Regions from separate parts of the Mus musculus genome. Here all the other regions are linked to region 1. The links are chromatin loops, found by intact Hi-C in ENCODE. Cell type or tissue: heart. All regions are shown on one strand. Region 1 holds the start of Bcap31 (B cell receptor associated protein 31). Region 2 overlaps Hcfc1 (host cell factor C1). Region 3 holds the start of Srpk3 (serine/arginine-rich protein specific kinase 3). Region 4 overlaps Naa10 (N(alpha)-acetyltransferase 10, NatA catalytic subunit). Region 5 holds the start of G6pdx (glucose-6-phosphate dehydrogenase X-linked).

Region 1 (5,000 bases):
GCTGCAACCACAAGAGGCACAAAGAAGGGGAGGGGCTGTCAGAGAATAAAGTTTACACTGGTTTAAAGTAGCCTTTCTCAGTGTCTGCCAGGCATCCCTGGCCCTAGCCCACCTCATAAAGTAGCTGGGATCTGGGTGGAAGGGTGGCTACACTGGGGGTAGGACATCAGGGGTGGGGGTGAGAAAGGTTGTCAGGCTTCTATGGCAGAGGCCAGGTATCCCTATCCCTGGGAGGGAGGGAGGCAACTAGGCAGGTTGCTTGCCAAGCCTGTCAGTAACTAACCCGACGTGCCTGGGGTTCTGACAGCCTTGACCCTGAGCAGCAACACTACTGCTGTAGCCACTGTGCTGAGCTCTGCTTGTTAACCTCTGCTTGGGCTGAGTCATGCCCATAATACTGGACAGCCCAGCCAGCCAACTCTGCTGGACGCCAGCCTTCAAAGGGCTCAGAGAGGCAAGAGAGGTTAGGAAGCAGGCTCTGTCCTATGCTCCCAGAGATGGTAGGAGTCTAATTCCTCCCAGGTGGCTGCAGGAGTGGTTGACTGCAAGATTGGAGTAAGCTGGACCAGTAGCATCACAAATCACTAGAATCCAAAGCTAGAATCCAAAATGTCCAAGACAATTTTACCAAGGAAGCAGAAGTGGCTTGGAGGTTGCAGGCAGCCAGCACAGGGAAGTTCCCACCCAATGGTGCCATTTCTCCATTTCTGCATCTTAAGGTTATAGCCATCCAAAGCCTACCCCCAAGCTTGTCCCAGTGTCTATCTACAACTTTAACATCAGCCTGAGAAGGCCTTGTTGGGCTTCCCTTACTGCTTATAGCTGACTGCAATAGGTCTCCCAGCCACCTCCTCTGCTATTTAAGCAGCATCTCAACCTGCCCCACCTCATGGCCCCCGTAGAAGGCAATTTCCTCTGAGTTGGCCACCACTCGAGAGTGCATGTAGCGCAGTTCCCCCTTTCGCCGTGCCTCCTCTGCCACTAGCTCCCCAAACTTGGGAGAGAAGGCTCGAAGCACGTTGGCTGTGAGGAACACCACCAGGCCAGCGATGGCTGAGGGCCAGGCTGTGCCAGCTCCTCGGGATCGGGCAGCTCGAAGGAGAGTGTAGGAGGTCACAGCCACATCCAGGAGTGGCTTGGTCAGGTTGGAATAAAGGTGGGCTACAGAGGCAGCAAAGGCTACCACATCCTCTGTCAGAGACTGATCAGGGTTTCGAAGTCGTCCATCCATGTTGCTTACTCGGTAGTAAGTCTGTTGGGAGAAGTAGAGTCCATAGGCATGAGCTACTAGACGGCTTCGGAAAGAAAGAGCCAGCTGGCCCTCTAGGTAGCGGATGGCACTGTTGATGAAAGTGGCAGGAAGGGCGATGAGGAGCCACTGCAGCAGTTGCCAGCTAAAGGCCCGCGGGTCCTTACGTACAATGCAGCGGGCCAGTCTGCCGTCCAGGCGGGCAACATACACAGACAGGAAAGTTCGGCTTACCAGGGCAGCAGAATGCAGGGCCAGCAGCCCTGTTTCCCGGCACAAGACTCGGGGGAACAGCAGCCTCAGGAGCGCCAAGAGCCGCTGCAGGAATACCCGGTTCATGCCAGCCTTGGTTGCGGTGGCTCCAGAGGCCTCTTGAGTGGGCTCCCCAGCTGGCACCTGAGGACCTCTGGCAGGAGTCAGACACTGCCGTACTAGAGGGTAGATTTTGTGGACTCCATAGGCTGTGAGGGCCAGGACCACAGCTGTGCGCTTCAGCGTGGTCACCCGTGAGGGCCGGGGAGTGGAGAGCACCGGCATGTCACCTGGACTGGTGAGCAGGCTGAGGGCTGGAACTGCTGCCTGAGGCTACAGTTGCAGACAGATCCTGGAAGGGTTGTTGCTCTGACCCAGGGCTCGTTGTCTAGGCAACTGGAAACCTTGAAGTGATCCCTGAGACTGTTGCTTTAGGCCCTCGCGGTGGTGCTGGGGCCCCTGGATCGGTTGGGTTAGAATCCTCCAGGGTCGTGGCCTCTTCAGGCAGCCCGGGTGGAGGAACTGGCTTCCCTCTACAGACTGTCCCCTTAGCCCCTGAGGTCAGAGCCTCGAGAGGTCTTAAGGAGAGAGGCTGTGTCTTTCCTTCCACCTCCCTCCTCTTACTGCTCCTCCCCCCCCACCCCCCGTGACGCCCCTCCCCGGGGCACCAGGCGTGTTTGTCCGCTGAGCAGCCCGGCAGTAACGACAGCGTCTACGCCAAGGCCCAGAATCCCCACCCACCTACCCCTCCCCAGGGGTGGTGATGGGGAAGAGGAGGCGGAGTTGAGGCAAGAGGCGGAGTCCGAGTTAGGGGTGCCCCACCCCGTTCTCGCCCTACCGTTGGACCCCTCCCCCTCTCCGACAACAGAAACGAAGCAAGTCCGCGTACACTACAGAAGCGGCCCCAGCCCTCCCGCCAAGGCGCCTCCAAGCTCCACCCCTGCGTGTCCGAAGTGTCAGAGGCGCGGCAGGGGGCCTTCAACCGTCAGCCTCTACTTCCTTTCTAGACCTTGGCAACAGGCCGCGCCTAAGGGCGGGGCGGGAAACGACAATGGGCGGAGCCGTTAGGGGCCTCTAGAGGACTTGTAGGCGGGGCCTGACGCGCGTTTCCGGTTTCCGCCCGCGGGCTAGGGGGCGGGCCTGAGCATTGGTGAGAGTTTGGTAGTTGCGGTGGGGCGTGCGAGTAGGCTGAAGCTCGGTAAGCTGGGTCCGCATGCATGGCTGACTTTCGGACCAACGAGGTTCCCCCCCAGTCCCTTCATGAGGGAGGAAGGCGAGCATCCCAGAAATACTGTGGGTTCTGGGAAGTGTAGGGATCCGGGCCGACTTCGGAGTTTAGGGCAGGATCAGGCATAGGGATGTTGTGGAGGTAGGTGGAGCGGGACTCTAGGGGACGCGAGGACAGGGGCCAGTCCTCCCCACCCCCCCCCAGAAGAGCTGCCCAGGTAGGCCCAGCTCCTCGAAAGCCACCTGGCGCTGTGGACTTGGGCGTTGTGGCTTGCTAGGGATGCAGGGAGGTCCCTTTTTTGGCTTCGGGAGAGACTTTCTGGTTCTGGAACTTTCTCTGGGTAAGGCCTGGACGTGCTCTGTGGAGACCTGTATTTGCTTTTGGCCTGGATTCCCGCCCTCTAGGAGTCGCTCTTGTGGGCCTTTTGAGAGTAAATGGAGGCCTACACCCTGTGCATTCGTGCGAGCATTCGGAAGGCCTATCTAGTTTTCAAAAGCAGCTTTAGAAGGAGGCTGGAGGCTACTAGGGTTATCAGCCCCTCATAAGCTCTGGAGGAAATGGGCCTGCTTTCTTGTGCAGAGGCTTAGGTGGTGGCGTTTGCAGAAAATACATGTATGAACACTGCAGTCCCAGTCCCACTGTAGAAGCGACTGGAAGACATGTATAGCTCCTGGCAGCAGAGGCTTCTACTCTTGGAAGGAAGCCTAATGGGTGCTGAGGTCCTTCTGTTTACGTACTGTTCTTTTGAGAAACATTTTCTTAAACAGGTCTAGCCTTACAAGGGAGCCTGATGGGTGCTGAGAAGGTTCTCCTATTCTTATGAGAAACATTTTCTTAGTTAAACAGGCTTAAGAGTCTCTTGGACGGCCCCGGGGAAAGGAATCATGAACAAAAGTACCTAGTCATAGTAACATACTTGCTGGAGGGGCACAAGTAACTGTCCCAGGCAAGGGAAGTTTGTTGGCTGGCTAGAATCATTGGTCAAGTGTCTGCTGTTGGGTTAAACCCTGTTTCAACCAGGGTTTCAAAAGCTCTGAAGCAGAATCCTGTGGTCTGTTGTGAAGAATAGCAGCCCCAGCCTCTCCAGGGTCCCTGAGCAGTCCCTGTCAGTGACTTTCCAGCTCTCATGGTTCCTCCTGTTTCTTCTGTATCCTGCCAGGAAACAAGCTCCCATCCCTCTGTTGGAACCCTTTAAGTCACAGGATGAGTTTGCAGTGGACTACAGTTGCCACCTTCCTCTACGCAGAGGTCTTTGCTGTGTTGCTTCTCTGCATTCCCTTCATTTCTCCAAAAAGGTATGGCTAGTGGAACAACAAAGCAAGCATATGATGAGGGTGCTATCAAACCCTGAACCTTGTAGTTTCTGTGTGCAAAATTGGTGGACCCTGAAATTGAGGCTATATGGAAACAAGTAAAACCTGTCTTGAGTAAGGGTGTCAGGAGTATGATTTTTTTTTTCTTATCACCAATCTTGAACATTGTCTGGCTTTGTCACCTCGTCATTTGCTTTCCTGTGCACACTGTCTTCTGGTTTTTGCAAAAGAAGATTTGACTTCAACTTTTTTGAGTAATATTCTCTTGCCAACCCTTGGGCCTCAGGGCTGTAGGGGATAATTGTGTGGAAACTTGAATACTTGCACCATTGGCTTACATTGTTGCCGATTTGCTGACTTTTGACCTCCTAGCTAACTCCTACTGGCATTGCTTAGTAGGCTCATGAGCATTACTCAGCCTATGAAGGATGGAAGCTATAGTCCCTTTTAATAAAAAACAGGCTGGGCGTGGTGGCGTACGCCTTTAGTCCCAGCACTTGGGACGCAGAGGTAGTGGATTTCTGAGTTTGAGGCCAGCCTGGTCTACAGAGTGAGTTCCAGGACAGCCAGAGCTACACAGAGAAACCCTGTCTCGAAAAACAAAAAACAACCCAAAAAACCAGGATTTGCTAAACGTTATTTAGATATTGTTTCAATCATTTGTAGTATATCAACACTATTCGTATTTAAATTAGGATTTATAAAATTGCCATAGTTAATAATACCTAAGGAATATTCTTGCTAAAACCCACATTGACATTTAGTTCACAGGAAATACAGTGACCAAAACGCTGGTGGAACTGGAGTCTTGGATACTCTCTAGGACAACTAACTTTGTTCCACCACTTAGGAGGTGAAGGCAGGGTTAGGAGTTCAAGACCTATCTTGGCTACATAGCAAATTTGAGGTTAGCTTGAGCTAAATGAGACCTGGTATGAAAAGGAAAAGGATTACGGAA
Region 2 (5,000 bases), 240 kb before region 1:
GTGGCTCACAACCATCTGTAATGAAATCTCACGCCCTCTTCTGGAGTGTCTGAAGACAGCTACAGTGTACTTACATATAATAAATAAATCTTAAGAAACAAAGAAACAAATTTGTAAGAGTAAACCATCAGGTAATAAGTGCCATATTAAACAGTTCCATGCATCCTTGGGGACTCCTGGGGCCTTCTAGAAAACTGAATGTGTTCAGAACTTTCTAGGTAAAAGAGGTAGCCTCTAGCTTGGTGCTTCTCTTCAATCCTCTCTTGCTTTTTCTTTATCCTCCTAGAATGTATGTATTTGGTGGCTGGGTGCCCCTTGTCATGGACGATGTCAAAGTGGCCACACACGAGAAGGAGTGGAAGTGTACCAACACACTGGCTTGTCTCAACCTGGGTATGGCCTTCTCAGGCTTAGAATGGCCAGGGATGGGGTGGCCCTGGGAAATTATTAGGGTGTCCAGGAAGCAAATTCGGGCTCATGGATATTACCAGAAATATCCAATGGGTAGAAAACTCTCAGGTAGTACTCCTTTTAGTATGAATGGGCTCTTCATATGTGCCTGACATCCATAAGTGCAAAAGCACATATAGTGCAGAAGTGTTTCTTATACTCCATTTGTAGGGACTCTACTAATAGGCTATAGCTCTAGGACCTTAGCTTGCCATACACAGGGCCAAGTAGCCCTTTTCCCTTACTATCTTGGAGATCATTTCATACCCATGCATAGTTCTTCATATTCTTTAATATGCTGTACAGCTTTAATTCTAGCATCTAGGAGGCAGAAGTAGATGGAACTCTTGAGTTCAAGACCAGCCAGATGTTTGTGAAACCCCATCTCGAAAACAAAATACTAAACAAAAAATTTGAGTTGCTTTAATTTTGACTGGATGCACACATTATCTTAAGATTTTTACTTGAGCCAGGCAGTGATGGCACACACCTTTAATCCCAGCACTTGGGAGGCAGAAGCAGGTGGGTTTCTGAGTTTCTGGTCTACAGAGTGAGTTCCAGGACAGCCAGGGCTACACAGAGAAACCCTGTCTCGAAAAAAAAAAAATCTTGATTTTTTTTTTTTCATGTATTGTTTCCCTTTGCCCATCTCTTAGGATTGTATTATTTTTATGTACAAGGAGTTATCTTCCAAATACTTTCCCAATATGTGGCTTAATTTTTTATGCCTCTTTGCCTCATTTTTGTTTTCTCTTAATTTGATACTCCAATAACTTGACCTTCCCTGACAATGAAAGAATAGAGGGCAACTTGGGAGTTGGTGGAACAGGTTCCTTTTGTCCTCTGTGTGACCTCCAGCACCTGTGCACCTCTAGATACCATGGCCTGGGAAACCATCCTGATGGATACATTGGAGGACAACATTCCTCGAGCTCGAGCAGGCCACTGTGCTGTTGCCATCAATACTCGTCTGTATATTTGGAGTGGCCGTGATGGCTACCGCAAGGCCTGGAACAACCAGGTCTGCTGCAAGGACTTGTGGTATTTGGAGACAGGTAAGGTACTTAGCCACTGACATTCCCCACTGCTGAAGCCTCTCTATTCCCTATCTTAACAGTTGCTTTGTTGTATTACAGAAAAGCCACCACCCCCAGCCCGAGTACAACTAGTACGAGCCAACACCAACTCACTGGAGGTTAGCTGGGGTGCAGTGGCAACAGCTGACAGTTACCTTCTACAACTCCAGAAATATGACATTCCTGCCACAGCTGCTACGGCTACCTCCCCCACTCCCAATCCAGTCCCGTCTGTGCCTGCCAACCCTCCCAAGAGCCCTGCGCCAGCAGCAGCTGCACCTGCTGTACAGCCACTGACCCAAGTAGGCATCACACTTGTGCCCCAGGCTGCCACTGCACCCCCAAGCACAACCACCATCCAGGTCTTGCCGACAGTGCCAGGCAGCTCCATTTCTGTGCCCACTGCAGCCAGGACTCAAGGTAAGCCATGAGGGCCATAGGCATTTGTGTGAGGCTTAATCACTGGAGACATTCATTGCCTGAATGGTGGCTGCTGCTTTGTTCTTGGTTGATTTAGCTTTGGTTTTGTTCTTAAAATAGGGGATAAAAGTGCTGTCTTACTGATGCGATGGTCTTGGGGGCATAGAAAAGTCATACATAAAAACATGTAGGTCAAGGAATAGGTCAAGTCTACCTTAAGTCTGACAGAGTAGAAGAGTATCTCCTGATGATCAACCCTTTTCCTTATCAGGTGTCCCTGCTGTTCTCAAAGTGACTGGTCCTCAAGCTACAACAGGAACACCACTGGTTACCATGAGACCTGCAAGCCAGGCTGGAAAAGCTCCTGTCACTGTGACTTCCCTGCCTGCCAGTGTTCGAATGGTTGTACCCACACAGAGTGCCCAGGGGACGGTGAGGACATCTCTCTGTGTGTGTGTGTGTGTGTGTGTGTGTGTGTGTGTGTGTGTGTGTGTACACGTACATACACACACATATCTCTATCCCTGGGACTGAGGGTGTAGCTTACTTGTTAGAATGTTTGCCTAGCATGCATGAAGCCCACCAGCTCCCATCATAGGCTCTTGTTTGTAAGATGCTACTGCATTAAAAATGCCACAGGCCTTTGATCCCAAGACTCAGGAGACAGGAGTTCAAGGACAGCCAGGGCTATACAGAGAAACCCTGTCTCAAAAAACCGGGGGTGGCAAAGGTGGAGGGATCCTTGACATGTTCATTGTGGTTTTCCTGATTTGGAAGGTGGAGGAGAATATCTAGTTAGTTGCATTTGACCCAAGTCTGTGAGAATAAGCTGTATTTAACTCAAAGGTTGTGTTTTGTTTTGGGTAGGCTATCTACTATTTAGAGATTGTCCTGCCTCAGCCTCCCGAGTTCTGGAATTATAAGCATGAACAATACCCAGCAGTGATGTTGATAGTGTTGTATGTGAAACCCATCACTGCCTTGTGCTAAGTATGTGTTCTTATACTGAGTGAGATATGTAAAATGAATTATTTTTATTATAAATATATGTAGTAAATTAATCTAGTGGCCTAGCTTGATTATGGTTCTTTGATTAAAAATCTACTTAGGGGCTAGGGGTGTGGCTCAATCGTTTGAGTGCTTGGTTAGTGTGCACAAAGCTCTAGGTTCAATTTCTAACATTGCATTAGCCATGTAGTTGCATGTCAGTAATCCCAACTTTCGAGAGGTGGAAGCAGGAAGATCAGAAATTGAGGGTTATCTTTAGTGTGAGTTTGAGACTAGCCCGAGCTATGTGAGAACCTTTCTCAAAAGAAAGGAGCACTTGGCGAGCACCTGCCTACTTGTTGTTTGCACTAGGAGAGAGGAGCCCGAATTAGGAAAAAACAATATGCTGCTGAGCCCTTCTGGCAGGTTCTGAAAGGGTCATTGAATTTGGAAGCAGGTGGCAGGTGGAACCCTTGCAGCTCACATGCTTTGTGTCCGTCACAGGTGATCGGCAGCAACCCACAGATGAGTGGGATGGCCGCATTGGCTGCTGCTGCTGCTGCCACACAGAAAATCCCTCCATCCTCAGCACCCACGGTGCTGAGTGTCCCAGCAGGGACCACCATCGTCAAGACAGTGGCTGTGACACCTGGCACGACCACTCTTCCAGCCACTGTGAAGGTGGCCTCCTCCCCTGTCATGGTGAGCATTGATCTTCTGGGCCTGGTAATCGAACAAGCAGTGACCGTTTGTTCTGGGTTTGGGCCAACCTTTCGGGCCGTCGGTTTACGATCAGTACTGGCATGGGCTATGGAACATGCAGTTACCTTTAAGGGTGTCCAGCCTTAGATTAGACCTGTGGAGAGTTCAGGCTGTTCTCTTGCTGCTCAGCCAACCAAACTGGATGGACAGGTGGTCAGCAGAGCTACAGCCATTATGTTGCTGCTATGTTCATAACTCATCTCTGCTTCTCCAGGTGAGCAACCCAGCCACTCGAATGCTAAAGACTGCAGCTGCCCAAGTGGGGACATCTGTGTCCTCTGCTGCCAACACATCTACTCGCCCTATCATCACAGTACACAAATCAGGAACTGTAACAGTGGCCCAGCAAGCCCAGGTGGTGACCACGGTGGTAGGTGGAGTCACCAAGACCATCACCCTAGTGAAGAGCCCCATCTCTGTCCCAGGAGGCAGTGCTCTGGTGAGTGACAGCTACCACCTGGCCGTGTATGACAGTTGCTAGCCTTTGGTGAATGCCACTGGTGACTCGCTATCTTGTGCCAATTCCAATATAGTTCTAGCCCAGGCCATGCCCTTGTTTGGTTCCAGATTACTGCCTGCTCCATCCTTTCCTTTTTAGATTTCCAATCTGGGAAAAGTGATGTCGGTGGTCCAGACCAAACCAGTTCAGACATCAGCAGTGACAGGCCAAGCATCTACAGGTCCTGTGACTCAGATCATCCAGGTGAGCACTCACTCTCTCAGGCCCAAGAGGATGAATTGACACTGGGAAACAAGGCCTTGCTGATACCACAGCACCCACAGTATTCAGAATATTCTCTGAGTTATAGTAGCTCAACCTAATGTTCCTTTCTGGCAGTATTTCCTGTTAATTTATAACTTCTCCTTTTTAGACCAAAGGACCCCTGCCAGCGGGGACTATCCTGAAGCTGGTGACATCAGCAGATGGCAAGCCCACAACCATCATTACCACCACACAGGCTAGTGGGGCAGGGACCAAGCCCACTATCCTGGGCATCAGTAGTGTTTCTCCCAGCACCACCAAACCTGGCACAACTACCATTATTAAGACCATTCCTATGTCGGCCATTATCACCCAGGCAGGTGCCACAGGTAAACAGGCAGCTTTCAAAAGGCCTTTGCTGGTTTGCTGGTGAGTATAAATCAAAAAGATAAGTCCTCACAGCTTATTTTCTCTGAATCCTTCCCCAATGCAGGTGTTACCAGCAGTCCTGGCATTAAGTCCCCAATTACAATTATCACCACCAAAGTGATGACTTCAGGAACAGGAGCGCCTGCTAAAATCATCACTGCTGTCCCCAAGAT
Region 3 (5,000 bases), 58 kb before region 1:
GCTTGCCAATCTGCTGTCAGAGTCAGGGTCACACCCCCTCCCCATGTTTTCTTGTCCAGCCCTGAACCCCAGAACTAACCCCCATGGGTATCAGACTATGGATGCTATCTTCTGTCTCACCCTTATTCCCAACCCCTGACCCATTTCTCTGCCTCTCCTCCTATCCCCCTCCTACCTTGTGCTTTGGGGAGAACCTAGTGGGCCTGCTCTACACTGTTCCTTGTCTACTCCCAGACCTAGATGAAGCTGCCTGAAGTAGCCATGTGGGGTATCACAGTATCCTTCCATTGAGGTAGTGCTGGGCTCATTGGCGACCAGAGGCAGCTTGGAGCACATGATCCACTCTGTCTAATCACTCTCTTCTCAGGTACTCAGCTTTTTAGAAGTTCAAAAGGTAGAACAGGTATGGCTGAGGATCCAAGCTCTGAGGACATGGCCTCATCTAGCTTGTATTGGAAGAGGAGACAGGGAAAGAGGGGGTACCACAACTTACCAAGACCTCCTGGGGGGCAGTGCTGACTGGATGTAAGGGGTAGGGAGAGAAAAAAGAACAGTAATTCAGGTAGAGATTGAGGTCCAGAGTCCTGGTATCAGTCCCCACACATGCTCTTGGTACCTGTGGAACGGGATGGGGGCTGGGCCCCTGACTGCTGCCACTCTGTGGCTTCAGCAGCCAGGCGCCTGATGTAGGCATCTCCAACACACAGTAAGATGTTCTCAGGCTTGATGTCCGTATGGATGATCTTGCACTTAGTATGGAGGTAATCCAGACCATGCAGCACCTGGCAAAAGCTACAGCTGAATCCCAGCAGCCAGGCCTAGCCAACCTGAGCAGTGTAGGGGCAGCACCTACCTGTCTAACAATGCTCTTAACACAGGGCACAGGCAGACCCTGGTAGTTGGATTTGATGATCCACTTGAGGAGCTGGTGGCCCAGGACCTCTAGCACCATGCATACATCTGGACCTGGAGTGAAGGGCAGTCAACAACACAGCTAAGGCACAGGCTTACCTACCCTCCATCATGGAGGAGCACTTAGACTCCAGAAATGCAGAGGTTAGGGAAGTAGGGCTTTCCCTTGACCATCCTGGTGGCCACCACTGACCAAGTTTATTATTTAGAATGTTTCTGTCACTGTCACGGATATGCCAGTCGAGATGGTACCTCTTGTCATCCTACAGATATCTCACTCCAGCTTTACTCTTCTGCCCAAGTAGGCCTCAAAAGTAGCCTTTTATATTTGGGAGTCACTCAGCAGATAATCACAGTCAACCTAATTACCTGTGTTCCCCCTACTCAGAAACACAAGTGCCCAAAGGGATGAAGTTGTTTTATAGGCTCTTCCCGCAAGGGCTAAATCCCATGATGCAATGTGGATCTTTGACTGCCATATTGCTCGTTCTGCAAAGGATACGGACTCCATTTACTCCTGAGATCCTGAAGTCATCGATAAGTTGAACAATGGTCTCCCTTTTGGGGTCACTAGGGTCACTGTCCCTGACCTGAAACAAAAGGCAAGGAGCCACAGATGACTCCAACCTGCTCCTCAACACTGCTCTGCTCATATCCCCTGAAGCACTTCTATCCCCCTTTCCCAGTCCAGCTGGGGCCCACTTGAAGAAAGCCAGCTGCCTCTGCTCTCCGGGTCCTTTTACTTGGCAGAGTCAGCTGGAGCCTGTCCCCTCTGGGAGCCCCGCCCCACTCTGTAGAGCCCCAGCAGGCCCTGCATTCACATTGCCAGGCCCAAGGCAGTTCAAGGGGCTGGGAGCAGTAGGGGAGGTGCCTTACACATTTCAGGAGCTTGATCTCATCCACGGCTGTCTCAGTGTAATGTCCTGCACTCTTCACCACTTTCAGGGCCACAAAGCGCTTGCGCCTGTAATATGGAGACCCTCATAGGCTGCCAGACCTTGCCAGAGTCACATGTTCTCACGGTGGTGGTCTTAACCAAACCCATAGGCAGATCCCAGCTACTCACTGAATATCCCAGCAGAGCCAGACTGTAGAGAAATGGCCCCAGCCTAGCTTTCGCACCACATGGTACCGCCCATTGAACAAATCACCGATCTTCACTGGGTAGTAACCACCTGCAGAAGGGAACCAAAAGATCAGAGTAGGGCATCTCTCCCTTATACCTCAATATCAATGTCCTGCTGGTCATCTATCTCACGTGGGCCTAGTCTTGGCAACTTTTTACTCTCAAGCTGTCCTGAGCCCTTGCAGTGGCAATCCGGCTGGCCACATGCAGCCAGGGCCAGGCCTTACCCTTGCAATAGTCCTTAGGGTCTTCCTGTTCCTCATCATCAGAGCCCAGGAGTCCCTGCAGCAAACGAGGTGCTGGTGTGGCTGGAGTTAATTCAGAGCCTGAGGACTCAGGCCCACAGGAAGTCTGAGAGCTGTGGGTGAAGGAGGAGGATGCAGACAGTGAGCTCACAGGGAGCAGGGGACCCCAGTCTCCCCAGCCTGGTCATACCTGCTGCTGCTGCCGCCACAATCCACACTACCACTACCACCGGCATTGGCACTCATCCTGATGTCGCAGCCCAAAGCTCTGGTGCACTGGACCGCTGTTCCTGTGGGGCCCAGCCGTGGCCAGTGCATTTATAGCTTCTGCCGCTGATCTCACTCGCCTTTATAAATAGCCTCCCAGCTGCTCAGCTGTGGGCAAGGTATGCAGAACAGGGAGGGGGTAGTGCACTGATGGCAGCCTGGAGAGTCCAGCCCCTAAGCCAAACACCCCTGCTCTGTTTTCACCCACACTCTAGAGACAGAGGGAGCCATCAAGCTGGGGTTATGATAGCAACTCTGTCCCTAGGCTGATTCCCCACAGTGTAGGACTAGCCAAGGAAGACCTCTGCATGGAGATGGAGCAGTCTGGAGTTCCTGTACTCTAAGGTTGTAGGGAGGGGAGGCTCCTATGAAAGAATGAAGTTGATATGATGACCAGGTCCTTTGGCTGAGCTCTCTCCAAATGTTGCAGGGTACTTGATGCATTCTGGAACTTCCCACTTAACCCATATAAGTGTCCTTTTAGAGGTGACCCCCACCAATCCCACCTAAACCCCATGCTCTGCTCAATCTCAACCCTGATCCCAGCTCTTTTGTAACTCATAGACGCACCCCCTAGGCAGGTGGGAGCCCAGACCTCCCCTCTATGTGGCTGAGCAGGGGTCAAAGGCAAGAGTTAAAGGCAACTCATTCCTCCCATTAGAGGCAAAAGGCTCATCAGATTTACATAACACACCCTAGCTCTAGAGCTGACCACTTCTGCCTTGCTGTCCCCATCAACATTTGCAGGTTCCCATTTAGGCCAACTCTGCCATGTCCACCAGGAGAAGAAAAAACACACAGTTATTGCCCATGAGCTAGTTGGTAACTGAGGGATCCTGTGCATCTTGAGTGACCAGAAAGCATTAAGTCCCCAGAAGCACTCAGGATATACTGTGCCAGCATGCTACAGAATACTAGGACCTGGGAAAACAACTGAGACCCTATCTGGAGTCTATGGGTGTCACTGGAGAGAGAGTTCCAGAAAAGTAGACAAGTACTTTTGCTCTTTTGGGCTTTCTAAAGTTGGTAAGGTGATGCCTAGTACTTAATAAACCAGTTGTGGTGGAATGTGCCTGTACTCTCAATACTCAAGAAGTACTCAGAAGTTCCAGGTTATGCTCAGCTACATAGCAAGTTTAAGGCCAGCCTGGAATGCATGAAACCCTATCTTTAAAAATAAAAACCACCTGGAGAGATGGCTCAGTGGTTAAGAATACTGGCAACTATTGTCCAAGTTCAATTCCCAAGACCCATGTGGCAGCTCACATGTCTACAACTCTAGTTCCCAGAGGATTGACACCCTCTTCTGGCCTTCCTGGCCACCAGACACAACAAGGAGTATATAGACATACATGCAGGCAAAACATTCATGTACGTAAAATTAAAACAGAATGAGATGAGAGTATGAGAGAGACTAATTGTTTTTAGATGAGAATAAAGGGGCAAAAGTGAAGATAGGAGACTAGCCAGAAACTTCTGAATAAAGTGGAGGGGGCTTGGCAGTGGCAGTACTTATCTCAAGGTAGGAGACACTTTGTCCGGTGTCCTATGATAAGAAAGAACTGATAACAGTGGGGTAGGCATAGATGGAGAGAACAGGTCCCTTCAGGGCCTGTGGGGTCAGGAAAGGAGGGACAGGGTAAAGTATGAAAGGGGTAATTATCCCTTCTTTCCCCACGGGTGCCAGATTGGGCCACTGGACTAAGGGCAAAGGTGTATAGAAGAAAGGCTTGTAGAGAAGCCCTGTGTAGAACTTGGGCATGTCTTGGTAGTAAACCCTGGTATTGGGAGAAGTGACATCCTTGAGCTAGAACGTAGGGAGGCAGATGGTTCAATCCCTACTCACGCCTCTCACCTCAGCTCCCAGTAATACTGAGAGCTCACACTTGGCAGGAAAAGTCAGGGGCTTCAGATTGAGATTGTTTTTAAAAAGATGTGTTTCTACTTTATTTCCAGGTGTGATTTTCCAGCAAGCAAATATAAATACAGTGGGAAAGAGGGTAGGGATCATTATAAATTAGAATCAAGCTGATGGGGGCAGTAGGCACTCTAGATAGCCTTACTGACCCCCCCCCCCTCCTCAGTCACTGCTTAGTCAGGGTCATAAGGTACTTTGGTGGTGGATCCTGCTCACTGTTATATAAGTTGGCAGGTCTCAGGTAATCACTGTGGCCCTAGTTCACAGGTCAGTCACTTTGTATTCCACCAAGGCAGCCACCTGCTGCAGGCGGCAAGCCAGCTGCATCTTCTGGGCCACAGGGTCCTCCTCCAGGGCACTGATAATCTGTCAGGAGAGCAGAGTATACCTGCTTGAAATCCCAACCCCTCTGTTCATCAACTGAGGGCTATCAGTCCTTTTCCCACCTCAACAAGGGCCTGGGGCAATAGAGTAGGGGGTTCTGCTCTAGACCTGCCCAGGGAGGTCTAGGTGAAAACCAAGACCATTTCCC
Region 4 (5,000 bases), 200 kb before region 1:
GGAAAGGTGGCTACTTTAGAGCTGTGAGACTGAGTGAGGCAGTGGTGGCTAGAGGCAAGACCAAGATTGAGTGTCAGCCCTTGTCGTTGTAGAGCCCCTCTTTCCCTCACTTCCTAAGCTGTCAAGTTGTGACATGGCCTCTGTTGACTCTAGAGGGGGCTATGGGATGCTTTCTAGGGAAGAAGCCTGGAGGTGGGTGGAACAGGAGAGAGAGTAGGAAGATATTTTTCTAGGGAGAGGGACTACTAGGGTCAGGGGCAGCCTGCTCAGATTTAGGACTAAACTGGGCTAGGGGGAAAGGGTCTCTGACCAAGCCTCCTGGGGAGGTACTGCTCTGTCTTGGAGGCTCCCCAACAGCACATTTGAGGGCAATAGGACCTTTGTCATTTTACAGATGAGGAAAGCAGGCTTAGGGCAGAGCTAGGATTGAACTACATTTCTACCCAGTCCTATTTCTTGCCTTGGCCCTACCACTTCTCACTGTGTCCCTTCCCCCAGCCAGCCTCAGGGCCTGGCTCCTCTTGTCTCCTGTCTGGAGACTTAGGCCCTGTCTCTTTCCACCCGCTTCCCTCTGGGCTCCTGGCGGCAGCTGAGGCGGCACCTGGAGCTGAAGGAAAAGGGCAAGCACATGGTTCTGGCGGCCTTGGAGAACAAAGCGGAGAACAAAGGCAACGTGCTTCTGAGCTCAGGAGAGGCCTGTCGTGAGGAGAAGGGCCTGGCTGCTGAGGATAGTGGTGGGGACAGCAAGGACCTCAGTGAGGTCAGCGAGACCACAGAGAGCACAGATGTCAAAGACAGCTCAGAGGCCTCTGACTCTGCCTCCTAGAACCTGCCCCACCTGGTCCCAACCTTGCCCCATGTGCTTTTACAATAAATGTCACCCAGTGGCCTTGGGAAATTTGTGAATGTGCATAGTGGGGTATGCTTTTTTTTTTCCAGTTCCTATGTGTCAGGGATACTATCTTCACAGCCTAGACTGTATTGAGCTCACAAGTCAAAACAGATTTGAGGATGGGACCCCAAATCTGACTATCTTCAACAACTGAGTTGAAGTTGGCAGGTAAACTGTTTTGGGTGCTATATTCTTTTTTTGTTTTTTGTTTTTTTCTGGTTTTTCGAGACAGGGTTTCTCTGTGTAGCCTTGGCTGTCCTGGAACTCACTTTGTAGACCAGGCTGGCCTCGAACTCAGAAATCCGTCTGCCTCTGCCTCCCGAGTGCTGGGATTAAAGGTGTGCGCCACTACGCCCGGCTGGGTGCTATATTCTGATGTCACGTGTCTGGCCTATAGGCCTCATTAATGTCCTTTTTGTCCTAATGTAATTTTCTAGGGCTGAACAAAATGATTTCCTGGGCTTTCTAGTCAGCCTCACATTTCAGAGGCAGCTCTCCTACCTTGATGTTCTTTGCTGTACTGCTTTGCCCCCTTATGCCCCTCTCAGCCCTTTACCCTAGGTCATACTTGTTCTCATCAGTAGGAGCTTCTGGAACCCCAAATGCCCAAGTCCAACTGCTCATTGCACTTATCTGGAGAGATCCTAGCCCCAGGTGCTTAGGCTCTTCCTATCTGTAACCTTTTTTTTTTTTTTTTTTTTTTTTGAGAGACAGGATCTCTCATTCTTAGCTTGGAACTCATTACGTAGCCCAGGCTGGCCTCAAACTTGTGTCAATCCTGCCCCAGGCTCTAAAGTGCTGGGATTACAGGCATTAGCCATTCCTCCATTAATATTTTGTATTTGCTGTGGGGCAGTGGTGGCACACTTAATCCCAGTACTTGGGAGGCAGAGGCAAGTGGATCTTTTTAAGTTCCAGGCCAGCCTGATCTACAAAGTGAGTTCCAGGATAGGGCTGTGCAGATAAACAAGACAAGACAGTTCCATGCATTGTCTAGTTCTTGACTGCCATCAGGATACCCTCAATGACTTCTAATATTTTTGCGACTTCTGTTAGGTTCATAAACTCAAATATAATTGAACTAAAAAGACAAAAAGAGAGTCCTCACTTCTGAACGTTTTGTTACACCGTCACCCTTGCCTTAACATTTGCTCCTCTAAATGTGCTGCTTTAAGACCATCACTTGTGGCTCCTAGGTCCTGGGTGGGCTCTCCTTAGGCCGCTCACCTAACTGCAGTGCACCTTATATCAGAGCTGTCACTTTACTAATAATGTCCTTGCTCCTGCAAGTGGCACAGCGATCCGCCACTATGTGGAATAATTTGTCCTGGAGCTTAGTACTTTGGTTGTACAAACCATCTATTAGAAACTGAGAAAGAAGCGACTGAAGGGCGGGGAGGAAAAATCACAGCCGCACCCTGTCCTCTAGTTCAAACGAAAATGCGTTCTTGCCGGGCAGTGGTGGCCTTTAATCCCAGCACTTGGGAGGCAGAGGCAGGTGGATTTCTAAGTTTGAGGCCAGCCTGGTCTACAGAGTGAGTTCCAGGACAGCCAGGACTACTCAGAGAAACCCTGTCTCGAAAAAAAAAAAAAAAACCTGCGTCTGGTTGGCTAAAATTACGGACTTCCCTTTGTATGAGTCGAGTGGCTTGTTCCACCCGGCGTGCTGGCGTCAGTTCCTTCGCAAGCCAGTGGCGTTCTTAGTTCTCAAGCTCTGATTGGTTCTGCAGCGCTAGGCCTGCCGCCTTGTGGTAAAGCGGTGGACATGCGCAGTGGTTCCATCCTGTCTTAGAGTTGGTGGGTGGGGGAGATTGCAGATCCTCTTAAAGCACTTACAGAATCCTCTCGAGGCCCGCCCTCTGCACTGGTTGCTTAGGTGTCATTGGTGGCCGCCTGAAACTCTGCTGTCCGCCCCGCCTCCTAGTAGGTTAGGTTTCCTGGGCGGAGGTCAGAGCTGTGAAGGGGAAAACCACAGGCCTGCTAGGCCTTGGGGGCCCAGCACTTCCCCTGCTTTGGCGGCGTCTGCCTCTTACATTATGAGCGGAGACTGAGGGTGACTCTAGGGACACTTCTCCAGGCCTTACCTTCATGCTTAATCTTTTCTTTCTTTCCTTTTTTTTTTTTTTTTTTTTAAAGAATTGCTTATTTTATGTATCTGTCACTGTCTTCAGACACACCAGAAAAGGGCATTGGATCCCACTACAGATGGTTATGAGCCACCATGTGGTTGCTGGGAATTGACTCAGGACCTCTGGAAGAGCAGTCAGTGCTCTGAACCTGAACCATCTCTCCAGCCCTCTCCAATCCTTTTTTTCTCTTTTGAGCCCTACTATCCTCTCATTTCCCTCTGTCCAGAGTAGCCAGCCAGTCTGAGCTTATCAGCCCTGTGGTCATCATCCCTCAGGACCAAGTATACATCCTTCCACATATTCAAAAATGTTTTGCAGAGCTCCAGAGATAGGCAGGCAGCTCTAAGTGTATTCTGATAAGTGTATGAAGTTAAATATATTGGCCATTATAACTTCATGCTGAATATAAACATTTCAATGCCTGGCCTGCATTGTGATACCCTGTCATAAAGAAATAACCCTGTATATATAACCCTTGCTCTCTTTTTAAAGATTTAGTGGGGGGGGGAAGGTGGAGAGAGAGAAGATAGTGTTTTAGAAGTGAAGTATTAAATGGTTGTGAGCAGCCTTTGAATTTTAAGAACTGAACTCTGTCCCCTGGAAGAGCTCTTTAACCACTGTAAGCACCTCCATTACTTATCTTGTTGGGTTTTGGTTTTGTTTGTTTTGACAATCTCCATATATAGTCCCTATCTCTGCCTCTAGGTGAGCATCCCCTCACCCAGCTTATCTGATTTTTGAGACAGGGTCTCTATAGCTTCATGCAGCCTGGAAATCACTCTGCAACTCTGGCTTGCCTCTAAGCCACCACCCACCCACTCCCACTCTGTCCTTCAGGCTTTTAGATTCTCAAAACTGGAGCTAGTTAGCTGGGGTAGTGCTTTTTGTGCTTCGTCTCAGCACTTAGAGGCAGAAGTTCAAGGCTAGCTTGGTCTACATAGTAAGTTCTAGTTTAACCAGAGCTACTGAAAGATCCCCTATCTCAAAAAGCCAAGAAGGGTGCTGAGGAAATGGTTCAGTGGTTAAGAGCACTTGTTGCTCTTGTAGAGAATCGAGTTTGATTCCCAGCACCCACATGGATGTTCATGATCATCCGTAATTCCAGAATCTGGAGATTCTGATGCACACATACAAGTTACACATACATATACACATAAAATTAAATGAAGAAATCTCATTTTTTTTTTTAAAAAAAAGCCAAAAAGGAACAGGCCAGGTATGCTGGCACACGTCTTTAATCCCAGCACTTGGGAGGCAGAGGCAGACTGAGGCCAGCCTGGTCTCCATAGTAAGTTCCAGAACAGCCAGACCTACATAGTGAGACCCTGTTTCCAAACAAAAGGAACAAGAGCTAAAGGAACAGAAGCAGTTTCACTCATGGCTTCAGATGCCAAGCAAGTGTCCCGAAAACAGCCAGTCACTAAGTTTTCTGTTTTGCTTTTCACTCAGTTTCATGCAAAGGGCTGAATGGGGCACCGTTCAGATTTCTGGATTAAGGACTAAGAATATTTGAAGGCTAGTTCAGTAGCCATTTCTTGTGTGCCTGAATCCTGGTCTGGCTCTGCTGCTTGGATGGGTGACTTCTAAGGATTAGTTAAGGGTCAGAAAGAAGGGAAGACAGGTAGGGTGGGTTGCTTTAACTAATAAAGGCATTGGTGCCTGATTTACTTTAGTATGAGGCACTCTTGAAATAAATGTCCTGACAAAGCAAGTTCATAAGGATGGATGTTCATTCATGTGCTATGAGAACGATACAGGCTTGCTTACCTTGGTGGAAGATTCCAACATTGCTACTTCTGAGACCAGCTTCTGGAAGTCCAGGACTTGGGCTTGCCAACATTTAGCTAGCTTCTAGACCATTTCTTCAAGGTTCTGTGAGCACCAACAGCATCTTAGAGAAGGGCTTTGGTATTGGGAGCAAATGGAGATCAAGAACAAGATTGAACTTGGGAGGCAGAGGCAGGTGGATTTCTGAGTTC
Region 5 (5,000 bases), 710 kb before region 1:
AACTCAAAGGGAAGGGATCTAGAAGAGACTGTTTAAAAAAATATTGAAGTATGGGCAAGGGAGACAGCTCAGTGGATAAAGGCCCTTGCTATGCAAGCCTGGAGACATGAGAACATATAAAGGTGGAAAGAAGATAGCTGACTCAATGTTGTCCTCTGAGCTCTACACATTCTAGCCATGGCACCTGTGCTCCCTGTACAAATCATACATCATGCATGCATGTGGGGGGCACACACACAAATAGTAATTTTTGTAGCATGCCAATTATGTCTCAAGAAAGCTGTTATTGAAAATCGCAATGGGTGGAGCAAGAGAGATAATGGTTCAGGGATTAAGAGCACTTGTTGTTGCAGATGTGGCTCACAAACATCTGTAACTCCAATCCAAGGGGATCTGAAACCTTCTTCTGACTCCCTTGGGCACTAGGAAAGCATAGCAAAGCACCTATACACATAAAATAACATCTTCTGTAGAAAAGAAAATAATCATGGTAAAGGATTGTAATGGGGTGTGGATTAAAGTTAACTATGAGCTGATAGTCACAGCTAAGAAATGTGTACATGGAATTTACTATATTATTATTTCTACTTTTGTACATTTTAAATTTTTTCAGTAATTCAAGGCTGACAGCGCTATCATCTTTCACCTGCATTACTGCAATAATCTCTTTACGGGTCACCATGCTTTGCCTTTTCAATGGCCCTTTGCAGTTAATTGGCCCCACTGGGGCCAATTACCTCAAAAATAACTCAAACTACTTCTCTTCTCTACCATGAACTCTTTCAGAGTTTCCATTTCTCCTAGTGTTAAAAAGCAAAGTCCATACAACAGCCTACAAGATCCTATACCACCTATACTCCCTTCCTTCCTCTCCACCAACTATTCTCCCTTGCCCTCTCTGGTCCTTCCTTTTTCCTAGGAAATGCCAAGACAACACATTCCTTCTCAGGTCAGATAAATGTTATGAGGACAGGCAAACAGATTACTATGAATCATTTGCAAAGTAAACTGAGGTGCAGAAGGTAAGACCTTTAGTTGTGAAGGTACACGTGAAAACTTTTTAAAGACTTCAAATGCACTCAAGTTTGATAAACAGCCTAGCCTGATGGCGAACACCTGTTGCTCTAGCACTCGAAAGGCTGAGGCAGAACTTTGAGTTCGAGGTCTACCTGGCCTACAGTGCAAAACGTGTTTCAGAAACAGTTTGATCAACAGAAAATGTCTGCTACCTAAAGAGTTCTAGCACTAGGGGCCAAGCCCTTAGGCGACAGCTGCAGTGAAGGGAAGGGCAGATTCAATCCGACTAGCCTAAATAATCTGGGTAGCGAATAATTAGAAGCTTGCGGCAGAACAAACTGGGCCTAAGGTGGGGGGAAGGGTGTGGACCTCTGGAGTCTCGGAAGCTACGAAACAGCCACCGATGGAGCCCTGTCTTTGGAGAAGAGGACCACACCTGTCAGCAGAGTCGGCCAGAAGTGAAGAGGGCAGGAGCAGAGGGATCCGACCGCTCCGACAGAACCGGAGCTCCTAGAAAGTCCTAGTCAGGCGGTCACCCTTCCCTTCTCTGCAGTGGAAAACTCCACTTCCGGCTTCCGGTGTCGTAAGTGCGGGATCCGGAAGTAAAACACAGACTCAAAGGCTTGGAGATTAACCAGTGAATCAAAACCCCAAAGTGCCATACTCTGTTCCAAAGAAAAGTCTTAGATCGCCAGCCTGCGTCGGCCAGCAGAACACCAGAGCTCTCCTCACTGATAAACATCACACACTTATACACACACTTTTTTTTTGAGACAGGGTCCCATAAGACCAGGGTCTCGAACTCAGAGATCTACCTGCCTCTTTTTTCCCGTCTGCTAGGATTAAAGTAGTGCGTCACCACGCCCACACTCGCCCCTACCCCATTTTCAAGGCACCGCATCCGCACTAAAACACCCAAGTTTCAGTCTGGTCCTGCTACTGGGCTCTCTGCCGCTGGGCCCCCACCAAGGAAAAAGCCTAGAGGAAGCTGCGAAAGTCCAGCTCCGAAGCCAAACTAGCAGCTAGGGAAGGCGTGGCTATGCTGCTAACGGAAGTGGGGTCATCCGGGAAGGTGCAGGGCCTCGAAGGTCCAGCGGAAAGCTAGGCCATACATAATGGCTGGGTGACACAGGAGACGGGGACCCAGGAGAACTGTGTGGAGCTGCACTTATGACAAGACTTTGCGATCTCGAAATTGTAGGGGCAGCGGCATCGGGGAAGGCCAAAGGGCGGGGCTGGCCAGGGATGCGCGCGCATCTCCTCCTGCAATGATAGACTAGCCCGAAGCTCCTCCCCTCCTGCCTCTCCTGAGGCGGGTCAGCTCAGTCAAAGCACACGCCCTCTTGCGTTAAATGGGCCAGCGAAGCTTAGCCCCCGGAAACTGGCTGTGCGCTACAGATCTGTGAACGTGTTTGGCAGCGGCAACTAAACTCAGGTAAAGGGGTGGTCTGATGGCATGTCGGTGGAGGGACATGCTTCACGCTTGTACGCCGCGAGTCCCTTTGATGCGCGCTAATCTACAAGTTTTTAACCCATCCCTTTGTATCCCGCACTTTCCCCGCATTGGGCCCATGAGGACTAGACCTTTAGAAGAGAAGGGACTTTCGGGGATCACCCAACTGGGCCAGAAGAGAGCCGGAGCTGAACTCCATCATCTGCACAATCAAACGTGCTCAGTTCATTGTGGAGTTTCTGGCAGACACCCGAGTACGATACGATGGTCCCATATACAGAGTGTGATGCCGTAACCAGATTTTATCTAGCTGCCCACAGTGGATGTCCTAGGTGAATTATATTAAAGCTTTAGTACTTTCGTAATGTACAGCCCCTAGCGAAGGCAACTTTGGAGGTTATGGCTGGAGCTCAGAGGCAGCAGTTTCTGAATCTCCGAATGCATGTATGCTCGCGCGCGCGCGCGCGCGCGCGCGTACACACACACACACACACAGAGCATTCCCGGCCAGTGGTTTTAGTAATCGTCACCAGCCTGGTGAGAACCCAAAAGACCCTTGGATAAGGTTAAGTTGTCAATGCTCTTTCGTTCTCCTACCATATCAATGAGTCTTTTCTTCCACCAGAAAACATCATGGCAGAGCAGGTGGCCCTGAGCCGGACCCAGGTGTGTGGGATCCTGAGGGAAGAGTTGTACCAGGGTGATGCCTTCCACCAAGCTGATACACACATATTTATCATCATGGGTGCATCGGTGAGTCTCCCTTCAGGCCCCGAGTCTAAAAGATGAAATATAGCCTTGTGCAAGGCACTTCTCTCTCTCTATCTCAACTTTCCCAATTGACGGAACTGCTGAGGTACCCACAAGTTCTACTAGGTTGAACTCTATGGCATATACTCCACCTGTGTGTCCTGATCATCACAGCAGTACCTGATATACATGTACTTGTGTCACATCTCAGAACTCTGTGCTGAGCCATTGAGTGGAGACCAGACTTGGACCATCACAGGTGCTAAAGCACCACCCAGTAGCACTTCTTCCTCCTGGATGAAAAAAAAAAACTGATGTGCAATCAGGGAAAATTCTGATTTTAATGAATCTGTAATTTGAAAAATATTACTGTTAATTTCAGTGGAAGAATCTGAGGTCCTGCCTCTCCCTCTTTTCTTTCTACGGCATGAAGTTCCCTAGGGATAAACACCTCCTCTTTGCCATATCTTCCAAAGCCTACTGCAAATTTCTGTTCATCCCACCTAGTCCCAGCTCTGTTAGGAAAAACTGAAGAACAGAAGCAGTCAGAGGGGTGTTGTATTGACAGTACACAGTGAGACTGGAGCAGGTGGGGGCTTAGTAAAGTCATGGCTTAGACCAAATCACCCCCTTATGTGCTATGTGGCAGCAGGGCACGTTCAGTGGCCAGTGTTCGATGGCAAAGGTAAACTCAATTGCTTGCTTTTAATCCTGGAATCAGCTCACCCTCGTGTGACCATCTTCACTATTAACTTATTGTGTAATCTTGGACAAGAACTTCATCAGAACTAGTGTGTTCTTGAAAGGGTAGCCACTGGCTCAGCACCTTCCACCCTGGACCCCTCAATGCTGGAGGAGCTCTGTGGTTTTTTGTTCACACAGAGCATTGCCATGCACCAAGGGCTACAGCTGTAGGTCAGTGGTAAAGCCCTAACCTCATATGCATGAGGCCCTAGGTTCAATCGCAGTACTATCCAAAAAATGGACATCAGAACATGCCACCCCCTTTGCCAGACTTGTTTGTTGTCTGCCTTATATTTCTGAGCAAAAATGGGAGTGGCAGAACTTCGAAAAGGAATGCAGAAACAAGCTGAGGAGAAGGGCCCTGCCACTGAAAGGGGAAGGGACAGACAAACCAAAGCACTGTCCCCTGGCTCCTTGTAGCTCTAAGACCTAAGGGAGGTACTTAGTCGGAACACACAATACAGCAGCCCTACCCTCAGCCCTGTCTCTAGCCTAGTCCCCTTAAAGGAGCTATGCATGTATCTGCCACAAACCTTAGCATGTGGGACTCTGCTTTCAGTCTAAAGGGCCAAATGGAAGAGAAAGTAACTGAAGATTATTTCCCCTGCCCCACCCATGCTTTCATAAGCATGCAGCAACAATAACCCAGTCATCGAAGATCATTTTTAACTGTAGGACATGAACTCTTAGATACCTTGTTGATAGCTTATTATGTGACCTGGAACAAATGTCTACATTTCTCTGAACCCTGGTGTTTTTCATCTAACAAACAAAAACCAGGCAGCTTTTCTGGCTTTATCCTAGGCTAATTATGTGAATTCTAGCCTCAAGTTGAGCAACTTCCTTTCACTGCAATCAGTTTGGTTCCCCTTTGCTCTCCTCTGCTCTGGGAGTAAGAACCCGGGCTTCCAGAGTAGAAATAGGAACTATTAGTTCCAGCAAAAGGGAGTGGGGAAGAAAGAGATTTTCTAAAAAGCATCATTGTTTCTTTCTGTTCCTCTCAGAGGTCCTGAGAGAGAGAGACAGACAGACCCTA

The links. A loop is a pair of places that touch in the nucleus more often than their neighbours do. Peaks named below come from ENCODE experiments on the same cell type or tissue, not always from the same donor. Only the 100,000 strongest peaks of a DNase experiment are listed, where the experiment ranks them.
Region 2: a loop joins it to region 1, with 2.4 times the contacts of the local background. A loop is called at or near these places in 4 of 42 quality-filtered maps.
Region 3: a loop joins it to region 1, with 3.0 times the contacts of the local background. A loop is called at or near these places in 13 of 42 quality-filtered maps.
Region 4: it touches region 1 in a loop (2.6-fold over the local background); 2 of 42 quality-filtered maps call a loop at or near these places.
Region 5: it touches region 1 in a loop (2.9-fold over the local background); 3 of 42 quality-filtered maps call a loop at or near these places.

Annotation. Positions count from the first base shown.
Region 1 is chrX:73,713,817-73,718,816 of GRCm38, reverse strand. It overlaps Bcap31 (B cell receptor associated protein 31), which reads left to right and starts at 2,613. Exons shown (of 8, transcript NM_012060.5): 1 at 2,613-2,699; 2 at 3,889-4,024. The coding sequence starts at 3,933. It overlaps Abcd1 (ATP-binding cassette, sub-family D (ALD), member 1), which reads right to left and starts at 2,220. Exons shown (of 10, transcript NM_007435.2): 1 at 887-2,220. The coding sequence starts at 1,786. In heart, a CTCF peak has its summit at 3,119; DNase peaks (open chromatin) are centred at 196, 2,406 and 3,116; H3K4me3 peaks cover 2,975 bases; H3K27ac peaks cover 2,935 bases.
Region 2 is chrX:73,951,960-73,956,959 of GRCm38, reverse strand. Hcfc1 (host cell factor C1) reads left to right here. Exons shown (of 26, transcript NM_008224.4): 6 at 287-393; 7 at 1,326-1,505; 8 at 1,587-1,946; 9 at 2,218-2,378; 10 at 3,438-3,635; 11 at 3,910-4,134; 12 at 4,294-4,398; 13 at 4,568-4,787; 14 at 4,892-5,000. Among named protein-coding and RNA genes, the nearest start is that of Hcfc1, 12 kb to the left of the region's middle. In heart, no CTCF peak of the experiment used is centred here; no DNase peak of the experiment used is centred here.
Region 3 is chrX:73,771,980-73,776,979 of GRCm38, reverse strand. Plxnb3 (plexin B3) reads right to left here. Exons shown (of 35, transcript NM_019587.2): 35 at 4,470-4,834. The coding sequence ends at 4,730. Srpk3 (serine/arginine-rich protein specific kinase 3) reads right to left here and starts at 2,575. Exons shown (of 15, transcript NM_019684.2): 1 at 2,474-2,575; 2 at 2,266-2,396; 3 at 1,979-2,087; 4 at 1,789-1,876; 5 at 1,415-1,502; 6 at 854-960; 7 at 617-782; 8 at 494-519; 9 at 1-10. The coding sequence starts at 2,529. In heart, no CTCF peak of the experiment used is centred here; DNase peaks (open chromatin) are centred at 1,729 and 2,619; H3K4me3 peaks cover 1,270 bases; H3K27ac peaks cover 1,884 bases; H3K27me3 peaks cover 440 bases.
Region 4 is chrX:73,912,785-73,917,784 of GRCm38, reverse strand. Naa10 (N(alpha)-acetyltransferase 10, NatA catalytic subunit) reads left to right here. Exons shown (of 8, transcript NM_019870.3): 8 at 590-915. The coding sequence ends at 826. Among named protein-coding and RNA genes, the nearest start is that of Arhgap4, 4.0 kb to the right of the region's middle. In heart, a CTCF peak has its summit at 2,636; a DNase peak (open chromatin) is centred at 2,684; H3K4me3 peaks cover 864 bases; H3K27ac peaks cover 1,439 bases.
Region 5 is chrX:74,426,275-74,431,274 of GRCm38, reverse strand. It overlaps G6pdx (glucose-6-phosphate dehydrogenase X-linked), which reads left to right and starts at 2,395. Exons shown (of 13, transcript NM_008062.3): 1 at 2,395-2,452; 2 at 3,096-3,223. The coding sequence starts at 3,104. It overlaps Ikbkg (inhibitor of kappaB kinase gamma), which reads right to left and starts at 1,594. Exons shown (of 10, transcript NM_010547.2): 1 at 1,454-1,594. In heart, a CTCF peak has its summit at 2,355; DNase peaks (open chromatin) are centred at 1,594 and 2,294; H3K4me3 peaks cover 2,659 bases; H3K27ac peaks cover 1,871 bases.